7 separate regions of the Mus musculus genome follow, and all the other regions are linked to region 6. A link is a loop called in an ENCODE intact Hi-C map of the cell type or tissue named here. Cell type or tissue: left cerebral cortex. All regions are shown on one strand. Region 1 overlaps Cnot1 (CCR4-NOT transcription complex, subunit 1). Region 2 has its middle 25 kb from the start of Prss54. Region 3 has its middle 13 kb from the start of Gm51586. Region 4 overlaps Ndrg4 (N-myc downstream regulated gene 4). Region 5 overlaps Cnot1 (CCR4-NOT transcription complex, subunit 1). Region 6 holds the start of Gm31805 (a long non-coding RNA gene). Region 7 overlaps Setd6 (SET domain containing 6).

Region 1 (4,000 bases), 55 kb before region 6:
ACAGGCAGGCTTTAGGATCTTTTAACAGCACAGACTTCTTTTGTGCTTTTTTTCTTTGGGGGAACTGAGTGAGTGTGGGTGAACCAGAGTGCTTGTGAGGGTTGGTTTTCTCCTACCATGTAGGACTCTGGGGACCCAATTCAGGTTATCAGATTTGGCAGCAGTTTACTGCTGAGCCATTTTGTTGGCCCTCTTGTCTCTGTGTGGGTGACTATGCGCGCGCACGCGCGCACACACACACACACACACAGTGTCTATTGATTGTGTAGAAGACAGGCATCAATGTCAGGTATCTTCTACTGACACCAACTGGACAATGAGCTCTGCAGCACCCATCAGGGCCAGGGCTATAAAAACACAAACTACAACCCATACCACCAAGACTGATTCTTCTCAGATTGTGCAAAAAGTACTTACTTAATCCTCCGGGACCTGATATGGACATTCATATGGCTAAAAAATAACTAGTAACAATAATTACAAAATTATAAGAAAATATCTGGTAAAAACTAGATGGCAAACAAAAAATACTTGGGAAGCAAAGATGGGCAAATGTCTCTAGAGTTTCACGCCTGTCTCAGAGCATACATGCTCAAGCAGTGTCAAGGCAGCGCACTTGTCTAGCAGTCACAAACTCCTAGAGTCTACCTGAAGGCACTAATCCAAACCCCTCATCACCAACTTTTGCATAAAGCAAACAGGAGAAATGTGAATGTTACATGATTTAATAGCACTGCTATTTTGAATTGGCAAGATAGCTCAGCAGGTAAGATGCTTGCTACCAAGCCTGGCAATGCAAGTTCAATGTCTGGGCCCAACGGGTACAAAGAGAAAACTAACTCCTACAAGCTGTCCTCTAACTACCATAGTCACTGGGTGACACATACAACCTGACCCTATAGAGAATTCATGTAAAAATGGCATAAATAACTGTTTTTTAATTTTTTTGGTTCTTTCCTCTACACTTACATAAGGGATCGCCACCTTTTTTGCAAGCACCTTTAATCACGGAGCCATCACAAGGTCCCCCAAATTTTTTTTTCAGAGTTAATTATTTTATGAGTGCTTTCCCTGGATGAATGTATATGTACCACATTCATGCTGAGAGATCAAAGAGGGTGCGAGATCTCCTGGAAACGGGAACTATAGATGGCTGTGAAGCACCGTGTGATATTAGGAACCCAACCCCAGAGCCTTTCCAATAAAAGCATCATGCCAGGTCCCCAAACAATTTTAAAAGAATGATTACAATGTTAACCTTTGAATAATGTCACAAAAAAATCTCACCTAGGAAGCAAATTTATTTTCTCATTTGTAAGATATTGAGATACCAACTAGTTGACATGATTAGTAAATGCATATAATAATTTCAGTAAAATCCCATCTTTCCATCTGTCAGTAGGTAAAACTATAGAGGAAAAACATCGTATTAAAGTCTGGGGCCTGGTCAGACCTAACCACAGTAAAATATACCTGGTCTCCTTGTACAATAGGGAGAGCATTCATTTCATAAAATGGTGCTGAGTGTGTCTCCAGGTTTGCAAGAAGCTTGCTTACGTCCTTCACCAAGGAAATCAGCAAGGGGGCAACAAAGAGATCCTTGCTATCATCCCAGGTCTAAATACCTAATCTCTGGTGTTAAAAGAGGTTATGTACAAGAACACTAATGGAAACACAACATTTATGTGTTTTAATAACCGTGTACATTGTGAAGCCTCAGCAATCAAATAAACCCAGACATGGTAACACATGGGAGCAATCCCAGTTCAAGGCCATCTTAGAATATACAGAAAAACTTGATCTCAAAAGACATGAAACAAAACCACATAAAATAAATGACTAAGGAAATGGATCAGCAAGTTATTGATTTTGTAGAGAACCATGGGTTCAGTTTCCAGCACACAGATGACAGCTCACAAGTCCTGTAACTTCAGTTCTACAAGATCTGATAGAGACCCTCAGGTCTCAACAGGTGCACATACTCATGCACACAAACATACATGTTTATTTGACCAGATTTATTTAACCATTAACTAAATGTCAGACATAAGACATAGATATCCTTAGATCTCAAGAACTTATAAGGAAAACTGAATAAACCAACTATAATACAACCAAAACATGTAGGGCACTGCTGGTGTCACTAGATTCTCACTTTCAAATAATTTCTGGTAGTCAACAACCAGCTTCTCCGGGATTTGCCTCAGTTGCAGAATTTCAGTGTCTAAATATATACCCTCCTGTGGCAGCCTTCCCCAGCAGGGCCCTTTGAGCCCACTGTGGTACCTTGGTATATGACTTAGAAATGGCCATATAATCTTAACCTGGGTTTAACTGGGAGTGAACTCCAGCTCCCCAGCAAACCTGGTGTCTTAGTCTCATCCCACCCTGTTTTCATTACACCCTAGCCTGCAGAACTGACACAGGTTATATCCTGCTTTCCAGATTCCAGGGAATACAACCTCACCCGTATCATAGGCCCAGTTCAACAAGCTGAGCAGTAAAAAGAACCATGCAAGTTTGTAGGGCAGGCTTAGTAGGTGCACATGCATAACCAGTTGGAAAATACAGTCAGATTTATCTTTAAAAAAAAAAAAACAAAAACAAAAAAAAAAACAAAAAACAAAAAACAAGTGGGGCTGGAGAGGCAGCCCTGGATGGTCTTAACAGATGATCCAAGCTCAATTCCCAGCCCCAACAGCCATCAAGTTCCAAGGGTTCCTATGATCTTTTCTAGCTTCCAAAGTCCCCAGGCATGCTCAAAGTACCAAAACACAAGAAAAAATATTCATATAAAATTTTTAAGTTAAAAGTGGCAAGGTGGCTTTGTTGCCAAGCAGTGGTGCCCAATGGAGGCAGAGGCAGGCAGATTTCTGAGTTTGATGCCAATCTGGTCTACAGATTGAGTTCCAAGACAACCGGGGCTATACAGAGAAACTCTGTCTTGAACTGCCATACCCCCCCAAAAAAAACAATAGCTCAGAGGGTAAGGATGGCTGCTATGAAGCCTGAGGCCATGAGTTCAATCCCCAACACCTACAAGGCCAAAAAAGAACTGACTCTTGTAAGTTGTCCTGTGGCCTCACATATGTGATTGTGTGTGTAGGCCTATGTGCTCCTATTACTTTTTTAAACTGCTAAGTGTTAGCAATCCCTTGAGGCTCCGCTCAACAGGTAGCAACAGCTTGTGTCTCTCCCTGCCAGGTACAAGCCAGGACTCAGGCATATGAGAAGACCACTCATTATGCCCTCTCCCCCATGTGTTCCCAAAGAGCCTCTCCCCCCCTTTCTCTTTTCCTCTCTCTTTCTGCTCTTCTCTATCACCAGCCTTTCTCTACCTCTACCCCTCTTTTCCACGTCCCCTTCCCATCACACCAATAAACCTTCTTTATATTAGGTGTGTCACATGACTGATTTTCGGGAGAAGTCCTTAGCAGGGCCCACTGAGGTACTCCCTCCCAGATCACGAACTCCCCAAAGACCTCAAAATCAGATGCAAAATGTAAAGTCTTTAAGCTCAGATGTTTGCAAACCTCTCCAACACAGTGGATGGGTATAGAAGGCCTGGAGCTGGTAAGGCCATGCTTTTTTATCATGGTTACAAGCAGGGTGAAGGGCTTTCCAATTTGGCAGCTACATGATTAGCTACCATCTAAAGGTTATAAGCTTGGCACAATTCCATTGGCTAGTAATGATTTCAAATGGCTATGAGCAATGGGGGGTCAGCTTGAGTAATCTTATCTGGAATGTTAGATACTTAAGTGGAAACATAAGGATTTTTTGGAAAGTCAATTATGTTAGATGGTGTTTTGCTAGGGCAAACACTTGGGAGTGTTTCTTGAAATGGACACAGGTAAAAGGCTAAGACAGACTGGTGAAGGAACGTTTCACTAAAGCAGACAAAGGTCAAAGGATGTTCTGTTAAAGCAAGGTGGCGAAAGGACACGTGATGGATTCTTAATAACACACATGTATTGGTTCGCCTTACACTGTGTAACTG
Region 2 (4,000 bases), 230 kb before region 6:
ATGTTGTGAACATTTTACCATCATAAAATTTAACCCCCAAGCTTGGGGGCCGGAGAGATGATTCGGTGATTAAAAGTAATGGTTGCTCTTCCAGAGGACCCAGGTTCGATTCTCAGCACCCACATGGCGGCTCACAACAAACTGTAATTCCAATCCAAGATAAGCTAATTTAACTAAAACAAGATTGGCCATTTTATTTTCAAAAATCAAGGTATAATTCAACAAAACCTGTGGAGTAAGAAATGATTTGGGGGCTGGAGAGATGGCTCGCCACTTAAGAGCACTGACTCGCTCTTCCAGAGGTCCTGAGTTCAATTCCCAGCAACCACATGGTGGCTCACAACCGTCAGTAATAGGATCCCATGTCCTCTTCTTGTGTGTCTGAAGAGAGTGACAGTGTACTCACATAAACAAACAAACACGGGGGCTGGAGAGATGGCTCAGAGGTTAAGAGCACTGACTGCTCTTCCAGAGGTCCTGAGTTCAATTCCCAGCAACCATATGGTGGCTCACAACCATCTGTAATGAGATCCGATGCCCTCTTCTGGTGTGTCTGAAGACAGTTACAATGTACTCACCACATATATAAAATAAATAAATAAAATCTAAAAAAACAAAAAAGAAAAAAAGAAAAAAACCAAACACATCTTTAAAAGCAAAAAAAAAAAAAAAAGTAAAAGAAACAATTTGGCTATAACTATGAATGTGTGGTTGAATTTTTTTTTTTTTTTTTTAAAGATTTATTTATTTATTTATTATATGTAAGTACACTGTAGCTGTCCTCAGACACTCCAGAAGAGGGCGTCAGATCTCGTTACGGATGGTTGTGAGCCACCATGTGGTTGCTGGGATTTGAACTTCGGACCTTCGGAAGAGCAGTCGGGTGCTCTTACCCACTGAGCCATCTCACCAGCCCGTGTGGTTGAATTTTAACAGACATATCTGGGTATCTCTGTGAGGTATAAAATATTGTCATGAGACTAGCCCATCTCCTCATTTTTCCTGATTTACAGACTAGGAAAGAAGAGGAAACTCCAGCTTTTCCAACCCCCTAAAATAGCTCATTTTGAAGCACTAGGCTACATAGCCTGTCTCAGAAGGAACTGCTCTGGAGGCAGCTGAATCTCTCCTGCAGTCTTACTCCCTTGGGCGGGTTAGAGCATAGCTTCTCCTGGGCCTGACAGGAGCTAAAGACAGTAGCACCCAAGAAATTCAGCTGATTCTAGAGTTGACTGGTTGGCTGTTTGTCCTGGTTGTTCTAAACATCATGGTACTCCCAAGTGAGGGATGTGGTCTGCTTTGGAGTACTTGGTCACACAAAAACAAAACCAAAAAACCAAAAAAACCAAAAAACTAAAAAACAAAAAAACAAAAAAACAAAAACAAAGATTCAAGAAAATTGCACTCACCTGAGTGTGGTGGCACAGGCCTTTAATCCCAACACTGAGGAGATTATTTTAGTGAGTTCGGAGCCAGCCTCATCTACATAGAGAGTTCCAGGACAGCCAGAGAATGTAGTGAGACTATGTCTCAAAACAAACAAACAATAAACCCATTATAGAACCCCAAGATTTTGGCTGTGATTTGTGACTCAGGGGAGTCAGATGTTGGGTGCGAGTCTGGGCATCTGGCTTCTGTTCAGTCCACGTCTCCGGTGTTCCAGTGCGAAGCTCGGTGATTAAGAAGCTGTCCATCTGTCAGCGGTAAAGAGTAAATAACGTTGTAAGCGAAGAGTCCTGTTCACGCTGCAAATCCTACTCAAGTTGTTACAAAAACTCTGGACAAACAACGAAGATGGGAGAAGCACGTTGTCACCTGCTCTTTCACGGAGTCCTCGGTTCTGCAGCTTAGCCATTCCTTCAGTTCACTGGGGGTCTCTGCTTTAGAGACTGCGCTGGAGTTTGCTGCAATGATCATTTTGGACGGTAGGAGGCGATGTTGCCCACAACATTCCAAGTCTTCTCCAAGGGGCAGCCTAGCTTCTACCTTCATCCATAGCAAAGAAGCCGCTATTTAGATAGATAGATAGATAGATAGATAGATAGATAGATAGATAGATAGATAGATAGATAGATAGATAGATAGATAGATTATATAGATTAGATTAGAGAGAGATGCTCAAAGCATCTGGTCCCCGTTTTTAACAGTGAAAAAGAAACAGAAGGAGAGCTTTTGTTCACTGGCTGATTTCTCAATGTTTTTTCTTCTCTTCCCTGGTGTCAGATGGTTTCCATTTGCCTCCTTTCTAGTAAGGCTGTGGCAGCCTCCCCTGTGAAAATAATTATCAGATCAGACTGACCTAGGGAGAAAACATCTGTGCGGCCGTGACCATCCCTGGACGGCAGAGCCTAGAACATGATTTCTCCTAGCTGGGGCCTTCCTGCTGCATGTGGCTTCCCTCACAACCTCTTGCAGACTGAGCAAGCCTGTGTGGGACCCTTTTCCAGGCCCAGCGTCTGCTTTTGTATTGGGCTCAAAGGTAAGATTTCATTTTGTAGAATTCTCTGTTGCTACACGCACCAACCCTCTAAAAATTAGACACCCTGGTGTCCCAGAAAGGCAGCAAGACATTAGATGCCAAATATCTAGAGAAACAAATTAAGTCGGTGAAGAGAAAGCCCTTGGCAGACGTGGCATTTAATTAAGCTTTGCTTCACTGAAGTGTGTACTCCTAAGTTAACATTTGTAAGCTAGTATTCTCAATGAAGTTCAAAGACGTTCAAGTTTCATAGCAGACAACTGTAATGGCAAGCTTTCAGACAGAAGACTAGCCAGCACACAGCCCTTTCCACAGGTGACAGTTTATTTATATTTTTTCCTTCCGCACGGTGAAAAACAGTTGTCATTGCGTATATTGGAAAGCCATGACTCGTGGGGCAGGAGGAGACAAGAGAAAACATCTGGAGAGGATGAGTCTGTCTCCTGAGAACAATACACATTTGACTACTTAGATTACACACACACACACACACACACACACACACACACACGAAGACTTTAATCTCCACCTGACTGGCATGTGGACAACCCCGTGGCTTCTTGGGGGTGCTTTCTCTTGTTTTCTTACCTTTCTCAAAGTGACTCCATTCTAGCCCTGTGCTACCTAGTAAAGCAAATACCAGGGAGCATTTGGGAGCCTGAAATATAGATAGAGCTGAGATGGGTTAACTCTCCTTTTCCAGAAGCAGAGGGACTGACTCCTGCCTCACCTGTGGCGGCACGGCTGGGGCCAAGAGCAGCTGGTATGGGTTTTAATGTGGAGTTTTGGCCACTGCATCCCACACCGCAAAAGCCAGCTTAGTTGTCCTTTGACGTCTTCAGACATGCTGTAGCATGGCTGAGCCTGCACTCATACGCATGCGCACACATGGCAACCGGCGACCGCGGCATGGCAGCAACGCCGCCCACCGTCGGTGACAAGAAGTTGAACTGCAAGCTGATGTTGGTGGTACATACACATCTGTAATCCCAGATACTTCGAGAGCTAAGATGGGAGGATTCTCAGTTCAGTGACAACACAGTTTTTCACCTCAATTTTTCAAGAAGAAAAGATGGCGTGTTATTTGTCCTAATTTGTGATTTATATCATAAGGTACTGATTTTGGTTTGCTTGGGCAATATATTTTAATCATTATCTGGTAACATTTATCCAACTTTTATCTTTAAAGTTCCTTGTGTAGCTCAGAAAAAAAATTCTTCTGCACTTCAATATTTGAAAAGCCTCCTTTAAGTGGCTGCGGGTGTGGCTGATGGCGATGGCGAGGATGAGCTGTAAGCATGAGGCCCTGGCGGAGGTCCCCACCAAGACAAAATCAGTAAGGAGCATCGTTTTACTGCATATCTCAAACATTTTAATGGTTTCATTATATTTAAATATTTGATGCATTTGGAATATAATTGAGTCTAAAGTAAATTAAGGTATTCCTCCTTTAGGGAACCTCCCAAACTCTTGGAGTTCTTATTTTTCTTTACTGTATTCATATACTTTGGGGGAAAAGAG
Region 3 (4,000 bases), 82 kb after region 6:
TGTGTCAAGTTGACAAGGGGTCAGTTGTATTGGCTAGTTTTGTGTCAACTTGACACAGCTGGAGTTATCACAGAGAAAGGAGCTTCAGTTGAGGAAATGCCTCCATGAGATCCAACTGTAAGGCATTTTCTCAATTAGTGATCAAGGGGGCAAGGCCCCTTGTGGGTGGGACCATCTCTGGGCTGGTTGTCTTGGGTTCTATAAGAGAGCAGGCTGAGCAAGCCAGTAAAGAACATCCCTCCATGGCCTCTGCATCAGCTCCTGCTTTCTGACCTGCTTGAGTTCCAGTCCTGCATTCTTTGGTGATCAACAGCAGTATGGAAATGTAAGCCGAATAAACCCTTTCCTCCCCAACTTGCTTCTTGGTCATGATGTTTGTGCAGGAATACAAACCCTGACTAAGACAGGGCACATGGGTTCTACCCTGCCCCTTGGCACTCTGATTGACACAGGAAAGTGTTGCTTAATGTACAGTACCCCCCACCCCTCCCCCATGGCTTTCCCTTTCTGTGATGCCTGGGGTTGAACCGAGGCCTCACACGTGGTTGGCTAGGCTCTGCTACAATTCTATGCCCAATCACACATTTTATTCTGAGGCAGGGTCTCACTGTGCAGGCTGGTTTTGAACTTGTGAACTTCCTGCCTCAGTCTCCCAGTGTGGGTGGGACTACAGGTGTGTGCCATCACATCCGGTTACTCCTGTGTTTAGATTATGAGAAAGGATGCAGAGGCAGAGCCAGTGTGAGCCTTGGCACTTGGCAGTGCTTAGCCCTTTCTCAGTGAGGGCGGCCTGGGTGTGGTGTGTGTATGTGCTTGAGATAGTGACTCTCGGAACTGAGGTTGTAGCTCAGCGTTGGAGCAGCTGCTAAGAATGCACAAAACTCAGGGTTGGATTCTCAGCACCAAAACAGGGAGAGCCATACTTGTATACCTGTGTATTATAGGGGCTGGAGAAGCTTGCTGCTTGCTGCTCTTGAAGAGGACAGGAATTCTGCTCTCAGTATCCACGTTAGTCTGGTCGCAATCTTCTATAACCCCAGCCCTAGGGAACCTGATGCCTTTCTCTGGCCTCCATAGACATCTTGCACTCATACCCACATAATTAAAAATAAATCTTAAAGAAGTATTACGATTAACAGGATTTCTAAGTGAATGGGGATAGGAATGAGTACAGTTTTAGTAGGTGAAGAGGGCTAGCTCCATTAGGAGCCACTCTCAGCGCCAAATGCCACTCCTATCCGCAGGAGGTTGGTCTTAGGGATTCTTTTTTTTTTAAATTTTATTTTTTATTAGGTATTTTCTTCATTTACATTTCCAATGCTATCCCAAAAGTCCCCCATACCCCCCCATTCCCCTACCCACCCACTCCCACTTCTTGGCCCTGGCGTTCCCCTGTACTGAGGCAGATAAAATTTGCATGTCCAATGGGCCTCTCTTTCCAGTGATGACCGACTAGGCCATCTTCTGATACATATGCAGCTAGAGACACGAGCTCCAGGGGGTACTGGTTAGTTCATATTGTTGTTCCACCTATAGGGTTGCAGACCCCTTTAGCTCCTTGGGTATTTTCTCTAGCTCCTCCATTGGGGGCCCTGTGATCCATCCAATAGCTGACTGTGAGCATCCACTTCTGTGTTTGCTAGGCCCCAGCATAGCCTCACAGGAGACAGCTATATCTGGGTCCTTTCAGCAGAATCTTGCTAGCGTGTGCAATGGTGTCACCGTTTGGAGGCTGATTATGGGATGGACTTAGGGATTCTTCTATCTTTCCTTAAACTTGCTACATGCTTGGTTTGTAGCATCTGTAGGCAGAGGCTGCCATCTGGTGGTCATGTTTCAGATCGCGCCCCATAGGACTACTGAGTTTTCCATAGGCTGTGGTGTCTGCGAGGTCCTGTAGCCCAGGTTAGCTTCCAACACTGTATGTCTTAAATTGCTAGTGGTGATAGTTGCATAAATTTGTGAATAAGCTAAAACATTTAAATTGTCCATGATTATTATTCTCGCTAATATCATTTGTGGTACCGGAGAGTGAACCTAAGTGCATTACCATCAAAGTGCATTACCATCAAAGTGCACTACCACAGAGCTATCTCCAGATTGAACTGTGAACTTTATTTATTTTTTACTAACATGGTGTTTTTATTAATTATTTTGGAATTTCTTACAATGCACCCTGATCACACTCACTTCCCATTCCTCCCAGGTCCACCCAACCTTGTGTCCACCCCCTCCCATCCTCCTCCCCCAGCCCAAATACACAAAGTCCAATTTGTGTTGCCCATAAACTTATTGGAGTATGGCCAAACTCCCAGTGGTCAGCCCTTAAAGAAAATGAATCCTCCCCCCAGCCCCCACCCTTGTCAGAAGCCATCAACTCTGAGGAGCATCTTTATCACAATTTTTTTTTCTAAAGATTTATTTTATGTATGTGAGTACACTGTAGCTGTCTTCAGACACACCAGAAGAGGGCATCAGATCCCTTTACAGATGGTTGTGAGCCATTATGTGGTTGCTGGGAATTAAACTTAGGACCTTTGGAAGAACAGTCAGTGTTCTTAACCACTGAGCCATCTCCCCAGACCCCTTTATCACAATTTTTAAGGACTTCTTTTTCTAGCTTCCTGTCTGGACTGTTTCTTTTTGGGGGTGGGGTGGGGTGTGAGAGATTGTCACAGAAGCCTTCGATGTCTCTCATTCCCAATTATAAGTCTGCAGTCACTGATACTCCTGCAGGGAATACGTTTCCTTGTCTAAAATAGCTGGTGGCTGCTCGGATCATGAACAGCAAAACGGCCTCCAATGGCAGCGCGGGCCACGGAAGTCTTCGGAGGAGGCTTAATCCAGCAAATAGACAGCTCTTCATCTTGGATAGCTTGTTGCTCAGAGTCAGATTGACAGCATGGTTTAGAGGTAGTTCCTGCTGTAGCTCCAGGCTGCTGTCTGCCACCCTCCTTTCAGCAACTGCTGCCCTGCCAGTGCTCCGGGCACAGCCGTATCACAGTTCACAGGACAGCACCTCCCACCCCTAGCATGGCAAACAGCGCAAGCGGCTGCAGCAGAGATGGCTCAGTGTGGTAGGCGGAGTCTGCCAGGTGGCAACTGAGCAAGGCGGGCCCATTGGTAGCCTGAGCCTTCTGGCAGCCCGAGGAACAGTCCTACTCACAAGACATGCTCCTTTGCCTGCCGAGGCCATGCTTCCAAACCTGTCACCGCTAGTTCAGCTTCTCTCCTCCATCTATCCCAACGCCCCCAATTCCGTGAAACCATTTTTAATAAGCATCTTCCCTAAAAGTTTTAGAAGACCTAATAGAAGACCTAAGTTTTAAGTTGTGCCAGAGATTCTTCCAGCTCTGCACACTCATCCCCCAGCACTGCAGCTCGCAAAGTCTCTGTGTGTGTCCCAGGCGCCTCAGATTGGTCCCACAGACGCTGGGTCCCTGCGGCCGCCGCAATCTTGAATCAGTTGAACTGTGAACTTTATGTGAGAAAACTGTGTATTTGAATCACAGCTCAGTAAGACTCGTATTAAAATAGATAAGATTGACTTCCAAACCTTTTTGTGTATTTAATTTTAGTAATTTCTTAAGTTTATATCGCATACATTCTGTATAAACCTTTATTTATGGGTTATTATTAATTTATTTGTTTATTTATTTTATTTTATTTTATTTTTTTTTTTAAAGATTTATTTATTTATTATATGTAAGTACACTGTAGCTGTCTTCAGACACTCCAGAAGAGGGCGCCAGATCTTGTTAGGGATGGTTGTGAGCCACCATGTGGTTGCTGGGAATTGAACTCAGGACCTTCAGAAGAACAGTCGGGTGCTCTTATCTGTTGAGCCATCTCACCAGCCCCTATTTATTTTATTGTTTGTCTCTCTACATAACCATGGCTGTCTGGGAACTCACTAAGTAGGCTATACTGGCCTTGAACTCACAGAGATCTCTGCCTTTGCCTTTTAAGTGCTGAAGGTGTGCACCACCATTCCACCATT
Region 4 (4,000 bases), 120 kb before region 6:
ACAACTCCCAGGATGCAAACTGCTCTCCCTCACTTTGGTGCCCTCCCACCCCCTACTAAATACTTTAGCCTCTGGGGCTTGCACCTCCTCAGGACAGCAACTAGGATATCCTTCCACCCTGCCAGCCTTTCAGGGAGAGGTAGAGCAAAGAGAGGTACACGTAGGCAGGGAGGACCAACCAGAACGCCATGCTAGGCCCCATGAGCTCTTGGAGCTTGGTAGACATCTGTGAAGCCAGGAAACGGTTGTGTCCTTGTCCTTGGGCTTCAAGGGAACTACGCCAGGCATCCCAGGAGTCAGAGGGGCTTTGGGAGGTTGTGCAGGCCTCCTCAGTCTGGAAGAGTGAGGGGTAAGGGCACTAGCCTAGGACGTGGCCTCCGTGGGCCTGAGCCACACAGCCTGGGCTGCAGAAGAGGGAGAGTGAGAATTCCCAGACAGCTTCCTTGCTGCTGTTTGGATGGGTTGCAGCAGCGGGCTTCCCCAGGCTAGCCCTCTCTGGTCTGTCTGTCCCATCTCGGCCCATCTCGGTGCCCTGGGCCTGGTCCACTCTTCACCGTGTTCTGTGTCTCCCCCACCCTTGCCCTCTCTGGCTGTCTTCTCTCTCAGTTGCACACTTGAAGGACCGAAGGCTGAGTGGAGGAGCAGGTAGTCCATGGCCTATGGCCTATAGCCCATGGCCTGTCTGCTGATGCATGGACACCCCGCCCCTCCCTGCCCCGCCCTAACCCGCCCCGCTCCTCTGCAGTGCTGCAGCTGCACTATGTCTTGCTGTGGTGTGGAACCTTCTTGTGTTATGCTCAGCTCAAAGCCCCGGAGGATCCCTGCTCTTCCACAGACCCTGGTCTGCTGAGGGCTCCGTCCCGTGTGGGACCTGACACACTGGCTGGTCTCAGAGCAGCCGTCTTGTTTCTAGGTTGCCGTGGGCTGTGGGGCTTCCAGAGCTTTGGGAGTTAGAAGCAGAGCCTGCAAACACAACAGTGCTAGGTTTGCCTTGCAGACATTGTCTGCCCCCTGCCCAGCCTCTAGGTGGACTGGCCTTACCTACAGTAGTAGAAGCAAGATTCAGGCAGTCTGTGGCTGATTGCCTTCACAGAAGCAATCCTGCCCCCCCTCCACCCACGCTACCCCACCCCTGTCACTTTTTGGATGCAGGTCTAGTTGGCCACAGAGCGTCTCTCTATCCCAGGTCAGGGTGCCTATAAGCACCTGCCCTGCTCTGACCATACATAGCTCTGGGTAGCTGCTGGGACCTAGGCACCTGCTGGCTGTAGCCCATTAGCCTGGCCTGCTCACCGTTGCTGACTGGTCCTGCATGCCTTGGCCTGGTATAGCCAGTGCCAGAATCCTCTGCGTGTGGCAAGACTGGGTGTCACTGGCCGCTTTGCTTGTGTTGTTTTTTTTTTCCCACCGGCCGGTACCCACCTTGCCTGTCCTCAGGACCCTCTGTTCTTGTCCATAGTGCCCTCAGCCAGCATGACCCGCCTCGCACGCTCACGTACCGCGTCCCTCACCAGCGCCAGTTCCGTGGACGGCAGCCGCCCTCAGCCCTGCGCCCACTCAGACAGCAGTGAGGGGATGGGCCAGGTCAACCACACCATGGAGGTGTCCTGCTGAAGCCCTCGTCCTGCCCATGATGCCCGCTTACCTGCCCCCAGGTCCCACTGCCATCTCTGCACCGGCTCATCTTCCCTTTAGTTTTATTTTTGTGAGAGTGAAGGGGAGGAAATGGGGTTACTTCTCTTTTATTTAAAAAGAAATGAGGGGATCCACCTTGGGACAGCACAGCACAACAGTCTTAGATGGTGTGAGGGGCTCGCCTTACACACTCCTGTCTCACTCAGTGTGGCCCCTCCCCTCTGCCCAGCTGGGGCGTGGCCAGGATAGTTAGATACAGTACTGAAGAAAGCCCAGCCCAGCCCCTGGATCTGGCAGATGTGAGGTTTGAAGATGGTGGGTAGTGAGCTAAAGCTCTGATGTGAGTGGGAGTCAGACCAGTGGGCAGCCTTGGACCTTAAGAGTGTCCCTTTCCTGTAACCCTTGCATCAAGCACACCTATTCTAATAGTAGAAGTGACAGTCATGAGGATGGTAGCCACAAGAGGGCGCTCTAGACAGACAGCCATTTTCCTGGTGCTCTCTGGGCAGGACAGGTGGTGTAAGGCCAGCCAGGCTGAAGAATATGGAGAACCCTGACATGGGGGCAGGAACCCCCATACCCTGCCACCACAGGGCCTTGTCCCACCCTGAGGCAAAGGTCACCTGGTCTCTTGTCCCTGTTGGCAGAGGTTAAAATGTTGATTGCTGTGTATGCTGTGTGTAGCCCCTGAGAACTTCATGATTACCCATCCCTTTGGAAGCTGGCAGGTACTGTAGGTCCCTCTTGTCCCAGATTTCACCAAGTATTTGTCACAGTGCCCTGGTCAACTTGGGCCAGTGTGTCACAGACAATACTTGAGAAGTGAGCTTGTTAGAAAGACACAGATGGGAAGATACAATGACCTCTGCTTGCTGGAGGGGCTGGAGATTGCCTGGCCCTTGGGTGGGAAATGGGCCATCCTCAAACAAAGGTTCCATGCCTCCTACAGCCCACAACTATGCCCGCCATCTCACCAAGTAGGCGCTCACAGCCTGGCCATTGGTTTCATCTGCTCTCATCCCCAGAGAGGAGAGAAAGCACTAAGTGTGTATATGGGGAGTGGGGATGATGTATGTGGTATTGTATGGGTGTTCTGAGGCAAGAGGACACCCACATCCATTTATCTGTGGCACATGCCGCCCCTTTCTGTAACTGTAAGCCATTTCTAGACTGCTCTGGAGTCCAGTGGAGTGTTTCCTATCCCCGGTTCAGTTCACTCACGTGCTTCCGTGAATACTGAATGTGACTGTTTAGAGGTGGTAGAACTAATCCCTTACTGTAGATAGCACTCCAAGTATTGGACATCTTTTTGCTGTGTTCTTAAGATATCTATAAATACCTATACATTATATATATATATATATGTATGTATATCAGGTCCTCCTTCCTGTATGTGGTTTCCCATTGGTAGTTGTCTTCTCTTTGGTCAAGATGAACTTTTAATGGAGTTCATTATTTTCCTCTCTGTACAAAGTTAAGAGCCTAATTTTGTGTATTCTGTTTGGTGGCTGATAAAGAGACTTTGAGATTACAAAATGCAAAACAAAAATCCTTGATATAGAAAGTTAACTGTGCAGAAAAACTAATAAAGAAATTAAGTCTACGTGTGTCGTGTTTCCTATCACAGGGAAGGCTCAACTGTTTAGGCTGCCTGGCTGCCCCAGGGCGCTGATAGTTGGAGGATAGTGCCTGTTAGACACATTTGGTTGGGGGAGGGTTGAGCAATCTTTCTGTAGCCCAGGCTGGTCTTGAATACTCAGCAATCCTACTTCAGCGTCATGGGTGTTAGAATTATGTAGGCCACCCTGCTTAATTTTTTTTTTCCTCTTAGGGTGATAAGAGATTGAACCAGGGTGTTTATACATGATGGTCAAGGTTCTACCAAGCGGCTATATACTCTGACTGAGATATAATTTTACCAGTCCTGATACTAACTCTATTTCACAGCTGAGCAGAAAGTTTAGCCAGCAAGAAAGACCGCTTCAAAGCAAGGGCACAACACTATTTGCTTGGTTTTAGTTGTTTTGGGACATGGTGTCACTCTGTTGTCTGGCTTGCCAGAAACTCCCAGTAAACCACAAACCCCCCTCAACCTTCCAGGTACTGAAACTAAACTACTGAATTCTCCATGTTACCGTTTGTGCTATCATTCATTCACCTTATATTACTTCCAGCGTCTCTCTCTGTCTCTCTCTGTCTTCTCTCTCTGTCTCTCTCTTCTCTCTCTTTTCTCTTCTCTCTCCTCTCTGTCTCTGTCTCTCGTCTGTCTGTCTGTCTCGTGCGTATGTGTGTGTGTAATGTGGAAACCCTTAAGGCCACTTCAAACCCAGGTGTAAACGGACTAATCAATCAGTCAGTGAAATGA
Region 5 (4,000 bases), 73 kb before region 6:
AAGTGAGATATACTTGCTATTTCCCAGAATGCCTAAAGAGACCACTCTGATCAACAAAAACCATGCTCTGCAGCACAGGCCTACAACTGTCCACCACCCCCTCGCATCTGCCACTTACCAACATGATTTTCTCAACACTAGGTTATCTTCAAAACTTCTGGCAAAAACTGTATCTTGTCTAAGACATTTCAGCTACTGAATAAAAGATTTTTTTTTCTTTTTTAACTAGTGGTCATTGGGGAATGGGAGCAAAACAAGCCTAAATAAAAGCTCTAGCAGTCAAGGGTCTCAAGCCAATATACTGCTTAAATCCAAGCTGACATAGCAAGACCTTGATTCTTTAAAATGATAACAGTAATAACCATCAATAGCATACTGAAAATACAGAACTACCATATGATCTTAATATTAAGATTCAAAAGCTCACTTCCACAATCTTACTAACATAAGAGATCACATACTACAAGAATAAAAACAAAAATCATTTGACAATGTTATCAAACAGCACAAAGATCTTTTGACCAAACGCTTTCATAATAACCACATAAACTAGGACAGTAATCCTCAGACTCAGGAGGTTAAGGCAAAAGAATTGCTTTAGTAGTTAGAAGTCAGTCAGTGAAAAATAGTTGAGACTTTATGCAAATGCCACAAAGGAAAAATAAGACCTCCTCCTCCAAAAAAAGCCTAAAAGGCAGAGGGAATTTATCCTGAACAACGAAACCTATGAAACCCCACAGGTATCAAGACCATAAAGGACTTGACACTTTGTCCAAAATCAGGAACAGGACAAGAATTCCTACCATTTAAGAAAAATAATAAAAAAAGGGGGGGTGGGGGGTGGGCGGGAGGTGGCTCAGTAGTTAAGGGCACTGACTGCTCTTCCAGAGCTTCTAAGCAACCACATGGAGGCTCATGACTGTGATGGGATCTGGTGCCCTCTTCTGGTGTGTCTGAAAACAGCTACAGTATACTCATATGCATAAAATAAATCAGGAAGGAAGGAAGGAAGGAAGGAAGGAAGGAAGGAAGGAAGGAAGGAAGGAAGGAAAAAGAAAGGAGAAACACTGGGCCGGGAAGATGGCTCAGTGGTTGAGAGCTCTGTCTGCTCTTCCAGAGGTCCTGAGTTCGAGTCCCAGCAACCACATGGTGGCACACAGCCATCTGTTATGGGATCTTCTAGCATGTAGGCATAGATTCGGATAGAGTACTGGTGTATAAAATAAAAAATAAATAAAATCTAAAAAAGGAAAGGCAGAAAGAAAGAAATGAGAAACACCCAGATTATAAAATCAGAAATTGATTTGGAAGCACCTTTAATCCCAGCATTTGGGAGGCAGAGACAGGTGGATTTCTGAGTTTGAAGCCTGCCTGCTCTATAGAGTTAGCTCCAGGACAGCCAGGTATATACAGACAAACCCTGCCTCAGGAAGGAAAAAAAAGGGGGGTGGGGATTTGTCAGAAAGCTATCTACATTTACAGATAACACAATCTTGTATAAAATATCCAGCAATAAATATAATTTTTTAAATAAAATTATTTCAAACAAAGCTGGAGAGATGGCTCAGTGGTTAAGAGCACTGACTTCTCTTCCAGAGGTCCCGAGTTCAATTCCCAGCAACCACATGGTGGCTCACAACTATCTGTAATAGGATCTGATGCCCCCTGTTGGTGTGTCTAAAGATAGCTACAGTGTACTCATATTCATAAAAAATACATAAAAATAAATAAACCTTTAAAAACTGTTTCAAACAGCAAAGAAGTTTTGTACATCAAAAATATCAAATTATCAAAGAACTAAAATACAAAGACATCCCAGATTCGTGGACTGAAGGTTCTAATTTTATTAGGACTACAATTTACCCCCTAACCTGTTTTCTACAAACTTTTATCTGTACATCACTCCTAGTAAAATCTCAATCACTTGTTTTAAAATAGTTCTTCAAGGCCCTGCTATGAGCTAACAATGAAAAACATCAACTGTGACTCCCAAAGCATCTCTGCTATTCTGTAGGGATGTACCAAATGACCTCGAAAGTCTCATAAAAATTCAAGGAACTTAAAAAAAAAAAGTTGGAAGGCACCTAATTAGCTGCAATTTCAGTGTTTATCAAAAGGGTGATTTAATTAAGACAGGATGGTATAGCAATAAGAAGTCATTTATGTAATTTCACAGAAGAATTAATCTATAAATAAACCCATATAACATGGCTTTTTTAAAGAAGATAGGTCAAAGAAAGCCAACATTCTCATTCAAGAGTGGTGCTACAACACACTGTTAACACTGTAATGCCCTGGGATTAAAAACCATAAGATTTTCTTTTCTTTCAAGACTAGGTCTCACTACTCTCCTTGGGTGGCCACCTGCCCTTGGTCTCACAATGTCACTTTTGGACCAATGGTGATTAGACATAATTTTTGATTGGTTGTCTTGATTAAGACAGTGCCTTTCCACATACCTGGCAGGTCATGAATTCAATCAAGACTAAAATAAACTGGCCTCAAAATTCATAATGATCCATCAGTGTCTACCTCCTGAGTGTCTCGGTAATAACGCAATTTCCAAGTAGCCCCAAGCATATTCTTCTTACCCTGCACAAGCCTGCAGACAAGCCAACATTGTTGCCAGAGTTTCAGCGGGAAGTTGAGCACTTTTGGGCTGATCTTTCTCTGGGGCAAGTCCACCCAAAATAGAAGGGCACCTTCTCTTTAAAAAAGTCATACATGCTTGTATAAAAGGCTCCTAAAAAAAGAAAAGACTTCAGTGTATTTTACATCTATTTTAAAAACTTTCTAAACACAATTAACTACCATCTACAAAGACCAACATTTTAGATATCATCTTAAAAGGGGTACTTTTGAGGGTGGGGATATTGCCTAGCATGTACCAGGTCATGAGTTTAATTCCCTAACATCCTTTTTATATTATTTTTTTTCTAAGACAGTTTAGATACCAGTTTTGGAAAGAAATGAACATTTCCTGCACACTGCTTACCCCATGCTCTCTTATCTTATCTGTTAGCCACTTGTCAAGTTTGAGGTATTCCCGCCGTGAAGCGAGTGCAGCAAGGTCAATGACAAAAGCAAATGGAGTGCCGTTCAGCAGCATCGACAGGGCCTAAAGAGAAACGTGCAAAGTCCAGTAATAGCCATTTCTTTGTACTACTTTCTAATTCCTGTCCTAAAAACATGTCTATTAAAAAAAAAATCTACTCTTTGCTTGGTCAGTTTTTTAAGGGAGTACTCTATTTAGAATTAAAGCCTTATTTAAAAAGGTCAACTCATGCCTACCTTCATAAGTGAACTACTTGGCTCTTTTTTAGTTAGTAATATCAAGAGCAAAGCAAGGGTACAAATACTGTCCCTTCCCGAATTTTAGCATCTGCATGCAAGCTTCTGATATCTAAACACAATTATATCACTTATATTAACAGTGATAAATAATACCTTGGATAACTAGCAGAATACTGCAACAAGTTTGCAAAGGAGTTGAAATTAACGTACTTTTGACAAAATTATAGATTATAGATTACTCATGACCAAAGCCCAATCATCACTTGCTTTAAAAAAACCTCTTGCAAGACTCGTTATACAGCTGGGTGCTGGAGTGCTTCCCTACCATGTCTAAGTGCCTGATTCTGAATGCCACCAAACAAGCAAACGAAACCAGCCTTTAGGACTGACTTACCTATCTAAAATTATTCTCCTTGTTACCTTTCAATGTTTAAGCATCTAAATCTTAATTCAAATGAGCTAGTTACATGTAAATATTCCTAACCCATTTTAGTAAAGCACTGTTGACCCTCTGAAGTCACCTTCAAGTCCTGGGCCACGTCAAGTATTCGAGACAATTTGGCCTGATCATACTGCTCCCCTCTCATGTACCATTCTGCCATTGCATGCATTATAAGTTGGCGAATTGATGGAGACTGCCCCTAAGAAAAGAGGAGGGAACATTAAACAGGAACCATGTTAGCCATTTGGTATTATTACACCTACC
Region 6 (4,000 bases):
TTGTCAGCCACTATGTGGTTGCTGGGATTTGAACTCAGGACCTCTGGAAGAGCAGTCGGTGCTCTTAACCGCTGAGCCATCTCTCCAGCCCAGCTTTGTGGTGGAGTCAATTTTCTTCTTCCTTTGCATGGGTTCCAGGGCTTGAACTCAGATTACCAGGTTTGTATGGTAAATTTACCCACTGAACCAGCCGTTGCTCAACCTGCAGGTCACGACCATCAGAAAACACATATTTCCCATTGTCTTAGGAATCTCCCAACCATAAATTCATTTTCTTATTCTTTTTTTTTCTTTTTGGTTTTTCGAGACAGGCTTTCTCTGTGTAGCCCTGGCTGTCTTGGAACTCACTCTGTAGACCAGGCTGGCTTCAAACTGAGAAATCTGCCTGCCTCTGCCTCCCAAGTGCTGGGATTAAAGGCGTGCGCCACCACGCCCGGTTTATAAATTCATTTTCATTGCTACTTCATAGCTGTCTTTTGCTACTGAGTGGTGGCTCGGTTCCCAAGACTACCAGAACTACATTTTCTGGTGGTCTAGCCCCACAGGTTGAGAGCCGCTGCTTCTGAGCCATCTGATCAAATCCAACTTCTACCTTTGACCCAGAAATAAATTCATCTCCGAGCTGTAGATGTCGTGTTTGTCTTTGTCAACGGTGTCATTCTATCCACCAGTGTCACAATGGGTCACCGATGCCAGCACGAACACTTCTTTCTGCGCGTGTCTGTGTCTTACTTTTCTACTTCTGTAAAAACACATCATGGGGCACGCCTTTAATCCCAGCACTCGGGAGGCAGGCGGATCTCTGAGTTCGAGGCCAGCCTGGTCTACAGAGTGAGTTCCAGGACAGCCAGGGCTACACAGAGAAACCCTGTCTCGAAAAACCAAAAAAAAAAAAAAAAAAGATCATGGCCAAGACAACTTATAAACGGAAGTATTTAGTTTGACAGCTTATGCTTTCAGAAGGTTAGAGTCATTTGTTTTCCCAATCCCCCATCTCTTGTATGGGTTTATAACTTGGCTGTCCCGCCTTTCAGAGCAACAGAGGAGGGAGAGAGAGGTCCTGATGGTCCAGGGTTGGCATCCCTCATACCCATGCTGACTTACCTCTTCCCACCTTCTGTCAACCTCAGGAGCCACAGGATTTCCTGGACTGTGTGTGAAATAAAGAATTCCGAAGGTGGGGGTAAATTTGGAGGAATGGGAAAGGGGGAGACTGGCAGGAGGGGGGAGAAGGGAATTGTGTTGGGATGTACTACATGAAAGAAGAATACATTTTTAAAAAGGAAAAACAAAAGAATGAAGGGATTTAGGGCCTGGGTGGCCTCGCTAGAGGCAGAGCCTTAGATGGGGATTCTTGTGAACCTGAATTATTGGGGTGGGGGTGGGGGACAGACAAGACAGTGAGGAAAGTGACACAAACTGTAATCTCAGCCAGGCGTGGTGAGGTCCAACTGCAATCCCAACACTCTGGGACTGACTGAGACTGGCGCAGTAGGACCTCCATATCAGGGTCAGCCTGGGCTGCAGCATAACACTGTCTCAGAACTTCAAAACCGACCCACAACATCTCGTTCTCAGCTGTAGATCACAGAGGCGCTTGAGACTACAAAGTTAGTCTTGCTTCGCGGCCGGGGCTGGGGTAGTGGCCGGTGGACTTGTCTCAGCCCGAAGGTGAGAGCCTGTGTCCTCCTGAGAAGAAATTGAGAATCCGCGTTACACCTCCACAATTAGTCTCTGGAATTGCATGATGAGTCTGATTTCCACATCAGACTGGATCTGTGGCTTCGAGGTGGCCCTGCCCTAATATAAGGGTGTCACTCAGGTGTACCACACAACATAGAAATCACCACGGACTCGACTGACTCACAGACCTGGAGTCTCCCTGAGAACAACTCACCAACTCCGTAAGCAGAATTTATGCAAGGGCGACCTCTACCGTCCTAAAGAGAAACTGCAGTTGCCCGCTTCCATGCAGAGGAACAGGAAAACACATTATCTATCTGCCAGGCATTCTACATGAATTAGTCTTTCCTATTTCTTTCTTTCTTTTTGGTTTTTTCGAGACAGGGTTTCTCTGTGTAGCCCTGGCTACCCTGGAACTCACCCTAGGCTACTCTCTCATATTTCAAATGTCTTTACCTATAAGGTGGCACACCCTCCCCAACCCCGCCATAGCTCAGCAACAGGAGGCTCAGAGAAATGAATTAATTCCCTAAATTCTCGCAGGGAAAGAGCTATCTTTGGGAATCACTTCACGTCTGAGGCCCAAGATTCAAGCCCTCTGTTGTTCAGTGTTCTCAAGAGCAGAAGAAGCATTGCCTCATGGGAGTGTTAGGCGTGTGTCCCCCCCCCCCCCACACACACACACACTTCAGACTTGCTGAGTCAGAAATAGCCTAGAGAGCCCAGGTGGCTTTTTACTTATGACTTATTTGCATATTTCAGTGCAAGAAAGAGTCCCAAATCCAACAGGCCTTGGGAATGGATACTCAGGCGTGCATCTTCCTGAGACAAAACAGAAAGAAACGTGGCCTACTTTTTCCATTTCTTCCTTTTTTCTTTTGTCTGTCCCATCCCATGGTTGTCCCTCATCCCATCCCCCACCCCCACTCCGGTCCTGTTTCGCGTCAGTCCCAGCCTGCGACGTGTCTCCCTCCCCTGTCCCTCCCACTCCGGGTCAGTGCCTCTATGGATGCAGGATATCTCCAGCCCTCAGGCATTGTCCCAACGACTCACCTTTGTCCAGCCAGTTATGCAAATGAGGTCAGTTGACTTCGTTCCTTTTAGATAAAAAAGCCCTGGGAAGTGAAGACCTTGACCCGGCCCCCAGCCAGCAGGAGCCGACCCCTTGATGTGGATTGGCTGGGAGAAGATGGGAGGGTTCTGAGGTCCTACGTGCACGCCTGAATGGGGGCTGAGAGCTGCGGGCTTGCTCTGGAGGGTCAGAGGTCATCGAGCTGGCCGAGAGTGCACTCGGGTTCCTTGTTGACTTATACAAGATAAGGATGCTGTCTGGCTCCACTGACCTGCCCTGTGTAACCCTGGCTAACTATTTAACTTCTCTTGCTGAGCCCTGGCTCCTTCAGAGCTGTGTACACAAATGTAGTTGATGCACACTAAAGTTTTAGCAAAATGTGAGAATCCAACGGATGCTGAGCAGCTGGCTGCTCTGGGTCAGGCACCAGGCTGATGTCTGATCCATGGGAAGACACTGCCCCACTGAGATAGTTTATGGTCTCATGGGAAGACCCTGATGAAGATGGAAGCCAATTCTAGTGTGAGGCATTGGGTGGGTGAGTAGGATTAGCAGGCCTGAGTGTTAGCATTCTACCTTCTCTGTTCAAGGGGGAGAAAACTCATTCTTTAGAACATGCCCTGAGGGCAAGAGGGAGTGGAGACCCCAAGCTCTTCTGCCTCACTAGCTTCCTCTCTGGAGACTGAGGAGCAGCAAAGGGAGAAACAGGGCATCTAGACTAATCCTTAAGGAGAGCAACGGATGGCTCTACAGTGTCCCAGCTTCACTGCGGCTGTTCCCCCACACCCAGGCATGGCTTACCTACACACGTGTTAGTTTTTATTCATTTACTTACTATATATACAGTGTTCTGTCTGCATGTGTGCCTATAGGCCAGAAGAGGGTATCAGGTTATGAGCTATCGTGTGGTTGTTGGGGATCAAACTCAGGACCTCTGGAAGAATGGATAGTGCTCTTAATCTCTGAGCCATATCTCCCAGCCCATTTGTTAGTTCTTTAAGCTGTAGTTCTCTTACTTTAGGACCTCCATGTATACAGTGCTCACTGCTTAGAAAGTTCTCCCCACCTCTCTCTATTTAGCGAATTTCTATTCAAGGGTTGGGGGCTAGACCACCTTCTCAAGGAAGCCCTCCTGGACTCCTTAGGCAGATCCTACGGCTTCTGCTCTAATTTGAAGCCAGAATGTACCCCTACCCTCAAAGACCCTTTGGTTAAAAATTTCTGCTCCATCCTGTGGTGCTAAAG
Region 7 (4,000 bases), 110 kb before region 6:
GTGCCTGCTGCAGACATACTAAACCACATAGCCAATCATAATGCCAATCTAGAGTACTCGGCAGTGAGTGGACCCCTATCCCTGGTCAGGTGGTGTGCATTACAAATCAAATCACTGGGCTCCAGTTTCCTACTAATCGTGAAAATGCGGTGAGACTAGCTACTCTCCGGTGTACTTTTGATATCAACTGAGATGGTGTGGACACACCCTAAGTCCACCAGAATAGCTGCCTGCTCTGCCAAGTCACCTCAGGCCCTGTGGAGAGCATTAACAGCAGTTCAGTGCTATTAGGAGGTGGGATGTTTATGGGCCAGAGGCATAGTAAGAAAGGCCCCACTTTAGTGTTGATTCTGTAGGAAAACTTGAGCAGACAGACGTCTATGTAATGTAAATATTGGCAGCGTCTTAACACCTGTAATCTTAGGAGGCTGAGGCAGGATCCAAGGTTCCAGGCCCATAGCTTCCAGTTTTCGTCTATACATGTCAAACTTTGCTCTCCAGTGTAAGCAGATGTGACTTTCACTTATTCTTTACCTCCGTTGCTATTTTGACATGAGGATTAACTTGTTCTGTTTTTGAGACAGGTGTGTATGTATGTGTGTGTATGTATGTATGTATGTATGTATGTATGTATGTGTATGTGTATATATATATATATATATATATATATAGCTAGCCCAAGACTCAAGAGTTTTGTCTCCTGAGCACTGAGTGTTTATCACCAGGCCTAGGCTTGGTTTTCTTAAAGCTTGTGTAGGTAACTAGGCAGATACACCTAATATACTAAATTGACCTCTAAAGTTGGTTTCACCCCCTCAGTATACAGGACTGAACAGTAGACAAATGGTCTGTGTCCTCAGCGCACATTCAGTAGGCTCTTCCAAGAGAGAAGTGGTCTGGTGGGGGCTATGGTGTGGTCCCAGCTTTATCCTTTTAACCCAGGATTATCTCCGGATGGTGGCTACTCAGCCCATTCTTGAAGGTCATGAAATCTTCAACACATATGGGCAAATGGCTAACTGGCAACTGATTCATATGTATGGTTTTGCTGAGCCCTATCCTAACAACACAGACGACACGGCTGACATTCAGATGGTGACAGTCCGAGATGCTGCACTGCAGGGTGCGTCTGCCCATCCCAGGTTCTGTATACCTCTTGACTGCACTTGTCTTGCTGGGGTTGATGTCGGCTCTCTCCGTCCATTACTTTATAGGAACAAAGGATGAAACTGAAAAGCTGCTCGTGTGTGAACGCTGGGATTTCCTGTGCAAACAGGAGATGGTAGGGGAAGAGGGAGCCTTTGTGATAGGTTGTGAGGAGGTGCTGACTGAAGAGGAGCTAGCCACCACACTGAAGGTACAGGACTGACAGGGTATGGGTTGCTGGTATTTAGAATAAAACCAAAGAAAGGGGAGGGACCTAACTTTCTACAGTGGTATGGTTGTCTTGAAACTCACAGTAGCACATTGCAACTAAAGGGCCCATATTTCTTGTAGGTACTGTGCATGCCTGCTGAGGAGTTCAGAGACTATAAAGAGCGGGCTGGATGGGGAGAGGAGGAGACAGAAGACGACAGTTTGGCAATCACAGATATCCCCAAGCTCCAAGAATCATGGAAACGGCTTCTTCGAAACAGTGTTCTGTTGACCCTACAGACCTACACCACAGACTTAAAAACAGACCAGGACTTACTCAGTAATAAGGAGGCCTATGCCACGCTGAGCTGGCGCGAACAACAAGCCTTACAGGTCCGCTATGGTCAGAAGATGATCTTACATCGGGTGTTGGAACTCACAAATTAAGCAGGCTTCCTGAGAACCTTTTAAGGTCATGTTCTGTTGCTTGGAGAGGAGGGAAATTTGGGACTTTTGCTATTTGGCAGTTAGAATCAAAGGAAAAATAGCTAAAAAGTAAACTTACATGTCGGCACGTTTGGATTGATGTCAGCAGATTTAGGAGCATGCTATTTTTACTAATGCCATCAGATTTTTTTAGAACTTAATAAACATGGGCTGAGTTCAACTTTGAGAAGTTCAAACTTTCTTTAGCACATTCCCGTGAAGTATGACATCTTACTGGACCATCAGTCTTATCACAACTCACCTCTCAAGGACAAATTAATTAGAAGTGGAATTCTTCCAAATACTCATACCAAGACAAAACCCCCACACAAGTTTTTAAATATAGTTTAACCACACAGATTTTCTTGCTCTAACAGCTTCCTCCAGTCGACACAGAAATGGTACACAAAATGTCCTTACTGGGGATGGTTGTAATGTCCCAGTGAGGCAAGGGATGCTAGCCTGGACTATGCAATAGCAGGACTCCCAAAGAATCAAGTAGTAACAGGAAAATCTGGTCATTAAGAAGTGACTATTGGGCTGGAGAGATGGCTCAGTGGTAAAGAGCACTGACTGCTCTTCCAGAGGTCCTGAGTTCAATTCCCAGAAACCACATGGTGGCTCACAACCATCTGTAGTGGGAGCTGATGCCCTCTTCTGGTGCGTCTGAAGACAGCATCAGTGTACTCACATATATAAAATCAATACATCTTTTTTTTTAAAGTGACATTTCCCAGTTGGCTGGGTTGTCCACGTTTACAACCAGCACTGGCTGCTGCTGCTACTGAGAAAGGCACAGTGGACTCATATGCATGTCATGACTTTAATGTTTACCGTCTTCACACATACATGAAAGCTGATTAAGGCCCAGAAACTACAAAGGCTACAAAATATAACACGGGCCTAGCTGTTCACGGAACATTTACGATCCTGATCCTTATAAAAAGCAGCAGCTGTAGTAGTCTTTTTGACTTTTGTTGTTTAACTAGGCTGTACAGCCTAAACAAGGTGAAGCAGAATCGCAGGCCAGAGATGTTCCTCTTTGGGTATGTTCTCCCTTAGGACCACCAAAGCAGGTCAACTACCTTTCCAGAGGCAAGCAGAACCCCCTGGTCTATCTAGTCTACACTTATAACTTATGTGGCTTTGTAAGCTTCCTTAGCTACGTTTTAAAAAAAAATTGCATGAATTCAGTATTTGCTAATCTTTGGAATGTCATGGATGTCGGAAGACATGCTGCTATGCTTGAGACAAGAGCATGCCATCAACTGCCTGTTACAAGGTAGTTTACATACGTACACACTTTACACAAACCCAAGAAGTTTCAGACAAAAGTTTTCTCTTTCATATATTTACACAAGTTCAAAATGATATTCACAGCATCTTCTAAATTTTGGCCAAGAGTCAAAAAAAAAATGCATTTAAACTTTGGAACTTGCCCACATAGACAGGAGATCAACCCCAGCAGTTGGTGGGGCAGACCCCTGAGAACCAAAGGGCTAGGAAAGTCAGGAGGAATCTTCAGTTTATGAACTTGGTTCAGCGGACCAAGGCTGATGCATCTGCAAGGGATATACACAGTTCATCTAACTGGCACCGGTCCCCTCCATCACTTGCTGAGCCTGCTTCTGTCCCATGCAGCACTGTGCAACAGACTGAAATAACCTAAGAAGTGGAGACAAGCACCAATTAACTTCACAACAAACTTTAAGCCTAAAGATCTCTTAATCTGAATTAGCTATAACTGCCCTTTTAACTCACAGACCCAAATTAGACACATTCTTTTCTGTCTCCCTGCTTGGTAATTAACATTTTAACTCACTTTTCAATCTCTGGGGCACAGTGTACAAATTCATGGTTCCAGAACTTAAATGCTGGGTTTTTAATCAGCTCAATGAAGGTGATAAGAAGACCCCAAGGATGTGGCCTATTTACAATCAACCGTTCCAAGAGAACCCTAAAAAGGGGTATAGAAGAGTTAGTTAATACATTAAAAACAAATTCACAACTATGCCTTCATTGCCCCTTTCCCTGAATGCACTCAGAATTTAGCATATGAAAATAGGTGAAATTTTTCCTACATGACAAGTGCTGGCTAGTACCAAATCTTTGTTCTTAAACTTTTTTGTTTCCTGGTGGCAAAGATTAAGGCCTTTGC

Evidence for each region. Hi-C counts contacts between places; a loop is a spot of excess contacts. Peaks named below come from ENCODE experiments on the same cell type or tissue, not always from the same donor. Only the 100,000 strongest peaks of a DNase experiment are listed, where the experiment ranks them.
Region 1: it touches region 6 in a loop (1.9-fold over the local background); 11 of 42 quality-filtered maps call a loop at or near these places.
Region 2: it touches region 6 in a loop (2.4-fold over the local background); 16 of 42 quality-filtered maps call a loop at or near these places.
Region 3: a loop joins it to region 6, with 2.2 times the contacts of the local background. A loop is called at or near these places in 8 of 42 quality-filtered maps.
Region 4: it touches region 6 in a loop (6-fold over the local background); 15 of 42 quality-filtered maps call a loop at or near these places.
Region 5: it touches region 6 in a loop (5-fold over the local background); 9 of 42 quality-filtered maps call a loop at or near these places.
Region 7: a loop joins it to region 6, with 3 times the contacts of the local background. A loop is called at or near these places in 14 of 42 quality-filtered maps.

What each region holds. Positions count from the first base shown.
Region 1 is chr8:95,775,855-95,779,854 of GRCm38, forward strand. The region is part of intron 2 of Cnot1 (CCR4-NOT transcription complex, subunit 1); the gene reads right to left. Among named protein-coding and RNA genes, the nearest start is that of Gm26265, 21 kb to the left of the region's middle. In left cerebral cortex, no CTCF peak of the experiment used is centred here; no DNase peak of the experiment used is centred here.
Region 2 is chr8:95,598,157-95,602,156 of GRCm38, forward strand. It overlaps the pseudogene Gm31518. Among named protein-coding and RNA genes, the nearest start is that of Prss54, 25 kb to the left of the region's middle. In left cerebral cortex, a CTCF peak has its summit at 1,915; DNase peaks (open chromatin) are centred at 1,914 and 3,326.
Region 3 is chr8:95,913,271-95,917,270 of GRCm38, forward strand. No RefSeq gene overlaps it. Among named protein-coding and RNA genes, the nearest start is that of Gm51586, 13 kb to the left of the region's middle. In left cerebral cortex, CTCF peaks have their summits at 1,837 (motif pointing left) and 3,827; DNase peaks (open chromatin) are centred at 1,828 and 3,117.
Region 4 is chr8:95,711,719-95,715,718 of GRCm38, forward strand. Ndrg4 (N-myc downstream regulated gene 4) reads left to right here. Exons shown (of 17, transcript NM_001372423.1): 16 at 607-645; 17 at 1,460-3,238. The coding sequence ends at 1,614. It also overlaps a transcript of Setd6 not described here. Among named protein-coding and RNA genes, the nearest start is that of Setd6, 2.2 kb to the right of the region's middle. In left cerebral cortex, a CTCF peak has its summit at 2,102 (motif pointing right); DNase peaks (open chromatin) are centred at 1,387, 2,019, 2,755, 3,359 and 1 more place; H3K4me3 peaks cover 390 bases; H3K27ac peaks cover 398 bases.
Region 5 is chr8:95,757,508-95,761,507 of GRCm38, forward strand. Cnot1 (CCR4-NOT transcription complex, subunit 1) reads right to left here. Exons shown (of 49, transcript NM_001372353.1): 14 at 3,816-3,935; 15 at 2,996-3,118; 16 at 2,592-2,743. Among named protein-coding and RNA genes, the nearest start is that of Gm26265, 2.4 kb to the left of the region's middle. In left cerebral cortex, CTCF peaks have their summits at 940 (motif pointing left) and 1,653 (motif pointing left); DNase peaks (open chromatin) are centred at 31 and 1,008.
Region 6 is chr8:95,830,903-95,834,902 of GRCm38, forward strand. Gm31805 (a long non-coding RNA gene) reads right to left here and starts at 3,563. Exons shown (of 3, transcript XR_387949.4): 1 at 2,737-3,563; 2 at 1,105-1,689; 3 at 401-742. In left cerebral cortex, a CTCF peak has its summit at 1,943; a DNase peak (open chromatin) is centred at 1,937.
Region 7 is chr8:95,716,979-95,720,978 of GRCm38, forward strand. Setd6 (SET domain containing 6) reads left to right here. Exons shown (of 7, transcript NM_001035123.4): 4 at 1-63; 5 at 943-1,123; 6 at 1,215-1,357; 7 at 1,498-2,029. The coding sequence ends at 1,803. Cnot1 (CCR4-NOT transcription complex, subunit 1) reads right to left here. Exons shown (of 49, transcript NM_001372353.1): 48 at 3,665-3,799; 49 at 1,953-3,507. The coding sequence ends at 3,429. Among named protein-coding and RNA genes, the nearest start is that of Setd6, 3.1 kb to the left of the region's middle. In left cerebral cortex, a CTCF peak has its summit at 2,497 (motif pointing left); DNase peaks (open chromatin) are centred at 19, 1,056, 1,698 and 2,518; H3K4me3 peaks cover 385 bases; H3K27ac peaks cover 1 bases.